2 separate regions of the Homo sapiens genome follow, and region 2 is linked to region 1. A link is a contact called in ENCODE Hi-C data. All regions are on one chromosome and are shown on one strand. The core of a region is the stretch at or near the end of the contact, and the rest is flanking DNA. Distances in the headings are between cores, read along the strand shown.

Region 1 (4,582 bases), core at 1,525-4,024:
TAAGCCACTGTTCCAAGCCTCTTTTTTCTTTTTATGATTTCTGAATCTTAATGCTTTTTCATTCATTCGCTCCACAGCATTTAGGCACGTAGCCTTGGTCTCCTCTCCCTTAAGAATGGGGATATTAATAGAACCTCCCTCATGAGCATATGGTGAACAGCAGAGCAGATGAGATCGTGCACGTAAAGTAACAAGCCCAAGGCCTAGGACATCACACAGGCTTAATTCATGGTGGCAATTATATTTACTATTAATTTTTTTTTTAGACAAGATCTCCGTCTGTCACCGAGGCCGGAGTGCAGTGGTGCATTCATAGCTTCACTGCAACTTCAAACTCCTGGGCTCAAATGACCAAAGGCACACACCACCACGCCCGGCTAATTTTTTGAAACATTTTTTTTTTTTTGTAGACACAGGGATTCAGCTATGTTGCCCAGGCTGGTCTCAAACTCCTGGGCTCAAGCGATCCTTCTGCCTCAGCCTCCCAAAGTGCTGGGATTACAGGAGTGAGCAACCCAACCCGGTATATTATTATTAATGTAATAATCAGTTGGTGAGCACAGTACTGCCCCCAGCCTGCCATGGAAGAAGGCAGAGCTCTAGATTCCTTCCACAAGCAGTTTCTTCTTTTTTTTTTTTTGAGACAGAATCTCGCTCTGTCAGCCAGGCTGGAGTGCAGTGGCACAAACTTGGCTCACCACAAGCTCCGCCTCCCAGGTTCACACCATTCTCCTGCCTCAGCCTCCCGAGTAGCTGGGACTACAGGCGCCCGCCATCACACTCTGCTAATTTTTTAAATATTTTTTAGTAGAGATGGGGTTTCACTGTGTTAGCCAGGGTGGTCTCGATTTCCTGACCTCATGATCCACCCGCCTTGGCCTCCCAAAGTGCTGGGATTACAGGCATGAGCCACCGTGCCTGGCCCATAAGCACTTTCTGAATGGCTGTCCTATCAGCCTGCCTCCCTGAATGGAGCCTGCTCCTTCCAGGTAATGAACTATCTCCACTTACTAACCCAACCCCAGTTACATAGGATAAAACTGAGGGTCACAAGAGGAGAAGAAACCACCCATGGGTGGGACTGGAATACAGGTCCCTGCCCGGTGGGCCAGGGCGGTTGCCCTTGCTTCAGGCTGAGTTTTGGCATTAGAATGTAAGAGTCCAGCTCCCAAGTAAGATTAAAATAGAAACACAGGCTAGGTGGGGTAGCTCACACCTGTAATCCCAGCTACTCAGGAATTCCTTGAACCCAGGAGCCAGAGGTTGCGTGAGAGGAGACTGCACCACTGCACTCCAGCCTGGGCAACAGAGCAAGACTCTGTCTCAAAAAAAATAAATAAAATAGAAACATAGGCCGGGCACGGTGGCTCGTGCCTGTAATCCCAACACTTTGGGAGGCCAAGGCAGGCTGATCACCTAAGGTCAGGAGTTCGAGACCAGCCTGCCCAACACGGTAATTAGCTGGGTGCGGTGGTGCATGCCTGTAATCCCAGCTACTCTGGGAGGCCAAGGCAGCAGAATCATTTGAACCCAGGAGGCAGAGGTTGCAGTGAGCCAAGATTGTGCCACTGCACTCCAGCCTAGGTGACAGAGAGAGTCTGTCTCAAAAAGAAAAGAAAAGAAACATAATTACCTATGGCTGTTCCTGAAGTCGCCCATGATGTAAGAGGTTTTGTGTGGCTGCCCCCTACAGAGCAGCGGTTGGCAAACTTTTTCTGTGAAGGGCCAGAAAATAAATATTTTAGGCTTTGCAGGCCTCTGTCTCAAGTACTGAATTCTGCTCTTGTAGCAAGAAAGCAGCCCGGGGCAGAACTTAAGCAAATGAGCAAGACTGTGTGACACTAAAACGTTATGTATAAACACTGGAATGTGAATTTCATATGATTTTTCACATGCCATGAAAAGTTCATTCTTCTTTTGATTTTTCCCCTAACCATTTAAAAGACATAAAAACCATACTTAGCTCAAAGGCCGTACAAAAACAATGCCCCCCTGCTTAAAGGAGGCAGAATCCATTCTTTGATTTTAGGACTAGAGATATGAAAAGCTATTATTATTTCAGAGAGGTGCCTAAGGCCTGACCGACGGCAGAGAGAAGGGAGGGTCAGTTAATCTCCCTCTGAGCATTCCGGGGTGAGGAGGGGAAAAAAGACCTTCCTTGGTGATGGATTCAGAGCCCTTATTTATTTTTGTTTGTTTTTGAGGCAGGGTCTTTCTCGTATCTTAATCTGTTTTCTTACCTGTAAAGCGGTGGCAATAATCCCTACCTTGAGCGATTATTAAGAGGGCTCAATGAGATAAAGGATGGTAAAAGATTTTGCAAAATGCGAATGTTTACTCACTTAATTGTTTCCACAGATGCGCGCTTAAGATCGCGCACTGAGTTTACTCCTCTGGGGAAGGCTTCTACGAAGTTTGATGGGACACTGTCCCTTTAAATCCTCCCCAACCACTTAAAGTGGTTGGACGAATCAGCACATGCGCATTCCTTTGAGGGGCCGGCACCTGGAGCAACAGCCTTCCCAGAGCCTGTAGAGGGGAGGTTAAAGGTCCTCCCACACAGTACTTTACGCAAGCGTAAATCATGATTGAGAGCCCTATATCATGCAGAGAGCCCAGTCCCTTTTTCGCGCCCGAAGGCTCCGCCCCGCGCAGCCAATCAGTAGGCCTCGCCCTTTGCAATAGCCAATGACAGTGAGCGTAGGGGGCGTGGCTGGGCGTCCGGAGGCGCGGCCTGGCGCCTAGAGAAGCGGCGGGGCGAGCCGGGGGCTCTAGTGAACAGCGGAGCCGGACGGGGATCGCCGGCGGGCGGCAAGCGGAGGCGGCCCAGGCCCGGCGGTCTCCGAGATGTCACGATGGCTGTGGCCATGGTCAAACTGTGTGAAAGAGCGGGTCTGCCGCTACTTGCTGCACCACTACTTAGGTCACTTCTTCCAAGAGCACCTCAGCCTGGACCAGCTCAGCCTCGATCTGTACAAGGGCAGCGTTGCCCTGCGAGACATCCACCTGGAAATCTGGGTGAGGAGCCAGGCCCGAGTCCAGGAAGGTGCGGAGGGTGGGAGCGCAGCGACCTGAGGCTCCCTGCGGCAGGATCGGGCTGGGGGATCAGGCACCGGGCGTAGAGAGGCCAGGGGAATCTTGCCCTCTCCAGGCGTCAGAGGCACCCCGGCTGGCCTCTTCAGTTCCTTACCAGAGCCAGAAACTGAGCGGGAAGGGGTTTCTGTCTCCACGGGAGGAGAAACTGAGGCTGGAGAGGGCAAGATCACCTGTCTGGAGAATGCAAGACAAACTCGTCGAGTTTGGGGGCTGAGTTAAGGAGGTTGGCTCTCGGGCTGAGGAGGGGCTGGGGAGGGAGCGTAGGAACTGAGCTGGGCCAGGGCAGTGACAGACTTGGGCCTGCGCAGCTGGTGGGGGAAGCTGGTAGGGGTCCGGAGCCCTGGCGAGGACACCTGTGGATCATGTGCCCTGACCTCTTGACCCCACGGTCCTGAGCCCGTAGGTGGGATCAACAAACCACCGGATGTGTATGTCAACAACCGCGTCAGTACGTCAGTACCAGTGTTGATCAACACCTCGTGTGCCTGGGTCGCTGCCTACTTCCTGCTTTTGGGAGAGTGGGATGGGCCAAGTGGGTGTCTAGGGAGGGACTGGATGGCCCCCACCTACATCTCCCACCGACCCCCCCGGCTCAGTGTCCCTGCCTGGAGGGAGGCCCTGGAGGAAAGGTGGGGAGATCTGGCTTCAAGCCGGGAGGAGGCCAAGGGAGATGCTAGGGAGGCCAAGAGGTGTAAGGTCAGAGGCTTGAGGCTGGGAACGGTGAGGAGCCCTGACTCACAGCTCAGCTGACCTGGGGAGCTTTGAAGGAGCCACCAATTAGAGGCGCGTCCTGGTCGATCCACCAGGTCCAGAGCAGCAGGGGTGGGCATGGAGGCAGGGACTTCTCAGTTTTGTGGCTGGACTCAGGGGGCTGCTAATCTGGGCAGAAGAGCTAGGCTTTGGGGGTAGGCCAGGCCCTGGTGAGCAAATGTGGGGTAGGATAATCGTGGGCCCTGAACTGGGGGCACCCCCCAGTGGCCTGCTGTCTGTGAATTCTGGTGTAGGAAGCCCTCTCTGACCTCTAACCTTAGCCTCAGCCTCTAAGGCCGTCTCTAGGCTGCCCCTTTTTTATTTTTATAGAGACAGGATTTCGCTATGTTGCCCAGGCTAGCCTTGAACCCCTGAAGGGATCCTCCCACCTCAGCCTCCCAAAGTGCTGAGATTATAGGCATGAACCACCATACCCAGCCCTAGGCTTCCCCTTTTTACTTTCAGCTCCAGAAAACGCCCCTACTCCTGTTCCCTGCCCTCTTGTTGGGGATTGAATTGGCTTCTCTAGGGCCCTGGTGGAATGCAGGCGCTTTCTTGATAACCAGCCCCTCCTCCCTCCCAGCTCAGCCTGCAGGCCCCGCCTTGAAGGCCCCCAAAGAAACTGAGTATCTGGGGCCTCTGAAGTGGCATGAAAAGAAAGAGGCCCGCATCCCAGTCTCAGTCCCTGTTGTATACTGGGTGACTAGATTAGTCCTGTCTCTAGGCCTCAGTTTCC
Region 2 (4,582 bases), core at 554-3,053, 190 kb after region 1:
TGTGTGTGTGTGTGTGAGTGTGAGGAGGCTGCAGGAAGAGGAACAGTGGGGGATGGGCAGGAAAGTGGGCTGTGGGGTCAGGGAGGCGATTTCGCATTCATAGGCCCTGACGCAGCAGTTCCATTCTCTGGCTCCTTCATTGGCTTTGGTGGGGATGCCCTGGGGGTCTCTCCAAGGTCAGAGTGGGCCCTAAGTCTGGGACCTGGCTTAGGGATCACCCTTCTCGACTCCTAGGAAAAACTCCTTGCAGCCTGGGTCCCCCTCTTACCCCTTCACAGGCTGGGGAAGGAGTTTCCCACCCGGGGGGTTGGTGTCCGCATTAAGCCACTCAGTAATTGACCACTCTCTTTGAAGTGCCTGGGCAGGGGTCCAGGATGACTGTGGGCAGGTCCCCTGGGTGCAGCTGTTCTGGGCATGCATTAATTGCCTGGTGTAGGTACCTGTGTGCACAAGTGTGTGTGTTCTTGGGCAGTATATGCTTCCTGTGGGTGTGTTACCATGGTGGGGCATTTCTGCAGGTGTTCTTATGTGTCTCTGGGAATGCCCAGTGTTCACAGATATGTGTGCATGGCTGTGAGTGCCCCAATGTCCATGCATTGGTGGTTGAATGTAAGTGTTCTTGCATGTTGCCTCTGGCTAAGGAAGTGCCAACTACCACCAGCTGTGCAGATCACAGACCCTGCAACAGAAACCAGGGTCCTGGAGTGAGCTGGCAGAATGGTCTGGCACACATACACACACACACTCTGTCTCTCACTGTCTCATTCAGCAGCCCAGTGACCAACCTCGGGGTATACACACTAAGTGCCAGTGTGTGTACACTTTTATTGGCGGAGTGAGTGAAGGGTGTCCCCCAGTCCCCCACACTCATACACATGCACAGTGATGCATGTACCCTTACAGGAGAGACCTGCGCCCCCCAGCACCACTCTAACTGAAACTCATGGATGGGAGGAGGAGAACAGAGAAGGGGGCTGCTGCCAGGTGCCCTCAGTCACCAGGCATGTGCAGGCGCAACCCTGCCCCCACACCTACTCGTACCTCGGTCCAGGGTTCCAGGCAGAACTGAGAGTTTGGCCTCAAACTCTGGGATTCCCATGAGGCAGGACTGGGAAACCCCCAAGTTCCTAGGTCTACCCCGCCCCCATCTCTGCCTTTCCTTCCCCCACCGCCTCCGTCTTTATCCCAGCAAAGCCCCTTCCTCTTCAGTTCTGGGGGCTCCAAGCCAGGGGCCCTCCGGACGGTGGGAGGTGGGGGCCAGGCTACCGACTGGAAAAAGCCCCCAGCAGCCATGGACCCACCGAGTCCCCCTTCTCTAGGCTCCTCGAAGCCCGGGCCCGCCCCTGGGGGTAGCCAGCAGAGGGCGCTGCGGCCCAGGCCCCGCATCAGCCCTGCTCTCGCGGCGTCCCAAGTCGGGGTCCACAGCCTCTCCTTCGGCTTGTCCCAGCCCCGCGCTGCGCGAAGACCTGCTGGCCGTGGGGGGAGGGTGCGGGACCCAAGGCCCCGAACTAAGGGGCGAGGGGCGAGGGGCGAGAGTGCTTGGGTTCCCGGAAAAGACACTGAGGCCGGGTTTGGGGCCCGCCTGGTTGGGGGCCCGGGCGCCCGAGAACCTCGAGAGGCTGGGAGGAGCGCGGGTGCTGGGGCCGGGACGCCTGGGTCCCGCGCGAGGGAGGGAGTGGGCCTGTGGAGCCGCTGGACTGGCGGCTTCTGAGCCCTTGCATTGGCTGCGCTGCTCGCCCGTCAGCGCAGCGTGGTCCAATGCGCGCGTCTCGGGGGCGGGCACTGGTGCTGATGCTGCCGTCAGTCGGTGTTGCAGGGATGCGGCGGCGGGAGCAGCCGCCCTGACTCGCGGAGCATCCTCCTCGGAGAGGCACCGCGGCGGGGCGGGCGGGCGGGCGGGGACGCGGCGGGGAGGGAGAGAGGCGCGAGGCGGCAGACACCGCTAGCCCTGGCTCTGCCACCCGTCGGAGACGGGGCGGCCCTGTAGCTCTGCTACCCACCCTCCAGCTTCTGGCGCCCCGAGAACCAGGTAAAATGGGGGGGGGGGGGCGCTGCGGCGGAGACGGGCGGGGGGCGGGAGCCGATCGGGGGAGGGGAGCGGATCGGAGGGGGCGAGGGAGGCAGGACGGATGAATTGGGGGGCGGGGGCGCCGCGCTGAGAGGGCTGGCCCGGTGACAGCGAGGAGGCAAAGCCGCTGGGGGCTTGGGGGTCGGAGGCTCCTGTGGAAGGGGCACTGGCCCTGAGAGCTGAGGAGAATGGGGAGGGGTGGGAGGAAGGGTCTTTGGGGGAAGGGATGGAGAGAGGAGGGGCATCCAGAGGACTTAGAGGGGGTTCTTAAAGGGGGGTCCCCAGTCTGTGCTAGCCCCAGAGGCTTGAAGCAGCGCCGGGCCAGAGGAGCTGTTGTGTTCTGGAGGGTCTAACCAGCGAGAAACTGGGCTTCGTGGGAGGAGAGGAGAGGGGGCTGGAGAAGAGAGAGAAGTGGAGAGGGAAGGAAAGGGGCCAGGCCAAGGGCTTCGTCCTGAGGGGACCCACTGAGGACCAGGCTTTCCTGGGGGATGGGAGCCAAGGGGAGAAGAGGTTATTGGGAGAGAGCAGAGGGGAATGTGCCAAGGTGCTCCAGGCAGAGATGGGTCTGTGCTGGTGGAGAGCTGGGAAAGATGGGGTCTGAGGGAGAGGAGCGGAAGCTTGCGGGGGAAGGCTGGGGGTGATGAGACAGGGAGACTGGGAAATCAGTAGGAGGGGGCTTTGCTGGGGTGGGAATGCGCTGGGGGCGGTGACAGGGTTCTGGTCAGAGAGTGCTGCAGGGGGAGAGGAAGCTGCAGGGCCCTTGGCTTGCTCCCCCACCCCTAAAGAGGAAGGGACCATTTCTCATGTCCCAGCCTCCTCCCCCAGCTGAAGCAGCAATCTTCCCTGGGGTCTTTGGGTTGGGGTATGAGCCCTTGAACCCTTGATGGGCTTTTGGGGCACAATTGGCTTTGGGGTGCTGTTGTCTCCTTTACTCTCACCCCCCTCCTGAATCTTGGGAGAGGGCATTCGATGCCTCATTGAGCTAGCAAGGGCTGGGAGGGGCTTTTTCTTGGTGTCTGGAGGTGAAGGAGGAGGCTGTCCACCTGGAATAATGAAATAGATTTTTAGGGGGTGGGTCTTGGGTCCCCAGTCCCTTGGCTGCCCTGGGGGCTTCCAGATAGCCCTGTTTTTTCATGTGTTGGCGGGTGGGCGTCTCTCCTCTTCCATTCATTCTTATCCTTCCCTGTTGTCTACCTTCCCAGTGTCTGGGTGTTCCTTTTGGAGGAGGGTGGACATTAGGGTCTTACTTTCTCTGTCTTCTGCCAGAGAAGGAGAAAGAAAGAAGGGAGAGGGAAGGAGAAGGGGAGGGAGGTCTGCAGTCTGCTAACTGTGAGGCCTTCTGTTTTGTGGGTGCTTCAGCCCCTCAGTCCCTACCTCCTCTTGCTTCCAGGGATGGCTCTAGGGATGCTGGCATCTGAGGTGTGGCTGGATCTTTTGGGAGACAGGGGAGAAGGGTCTGGCTGGGGGCTCTTCATTCATGCTAGAGGAAGTGTTCTCAGACCCATCCTATCCTCAGATCCACAGGGGTGGGCGGGATGGACCAACCAGCCACGGCTGCCGGGCAGTTCTTTCCAGCCCAGGCCTGGGCTGAATCCATATGACATTGGAGTTCTGAGAGGAGGGGCTGGGTGCGCGAGTGGCTGGTGGGGACCCCTCTTTCCTTCCAGGCTCAGTCACTACCCAGGTCCAGCTGCTCCCTCCCGCTTACCCTTGCCAGTGACACAGACACTCTGACAATGATACACGCGCTCGGTGGCACCCACCCAGACACACACCTACACAGGCACACACACCTGCGTACACAATACACCTCCTGGCAGCATACAGCCCACACTCCCCACCCAGAGAGGCTGCCACCTCATGCCTGCCTCCTTGAGACCTCCCCCAGGTGCCTTGCTGCCATGTACACAACACACACACGGCCACTACGTGCCCCCAGAGCCCCCAGCGCAGCACTGCCAGCCCTCACCCTTGGATGCACACAGCCCCCATCCAACCACTCACCTCCCCAGGCTCACAGCCATCGCAGGCACACCTGTGCTTCTTCCTCATACACCTTCAGTCCTTGCAACACACCCTCTCCTTCCAGACACCCCATCCCTCCCAGGTCTACACAGCATGTGGGCACACCCTCCCAGACACACCAGTCCCTGCCCCCCAGCAAGCTCATCCTGAAGTACCATGTGCATGTCTGTCTGGGTGCTGAACACCTTGCCCCAGGCCTTTGTGTGTGTGCACGTGTGTGTGCACACCAGCACATGTTTGCTAACACACTTAATGCTGTGGCTCACCCCCTAAACCTCTCTTCTACTTTCTCTCTCTCTCACTCACTTATCTTTGTACCTTCGGCGCAGGGCCTCCTACCCCTCCTGGCCACAACCACGACCCTTCCCAGTGGAGTCCAGCCCCCACCTACACCTGGTTTCCCTGGGAGCCTTCCCATTTCTAAGTGGCCCCACCCCCCGCATTAATCCTCAGGCACAAGGGCCCCTACACCTGCCTGTGCACTGGAGA

The links. A loop is a pair of places that touch in the nucleus more often than their neighbours do. Pooled maps may share reads with other maps.
Region 2: a pooled map shows a loop between it and region 1 (5-fold over the local background). The contact joins the promoter of NRXN2 here to the promoter of ATG2A in region 1. A Hi-C loop is called at or near these places in 6 of 50 pooled maps.

The regions. Positions count from the first base shown.
Region 1 is chr11:64,915,401-64,919,982 of GRCh38, reverse strand. It overlaps ATG2A (autophagy related 2A), which reads left to right and starts at 2,774. Exons shown (of 41, transcript NM_015104.3): 1 at 2,774-3,018. The coding sequence starts at 2,848. It also overlaps a transcript of PPP2R5B not described here. RefSeq lists an enhancer at 2,373-2,502 and a silencer at 2,553-2,862.
Region 2 is chr11:64,720,418-64,724,999 of GRCh38, reverse strand. It overlaps NRXN2 (neurexin 2), which reads left to right and starts at 1,803. Exons shown (of 23, transcript NM_015080.4): 1 at 1,803-2,029. RefSeq lists an enhancer at 913-962 and silencers at 1,343-1,642, 1,629-1,923.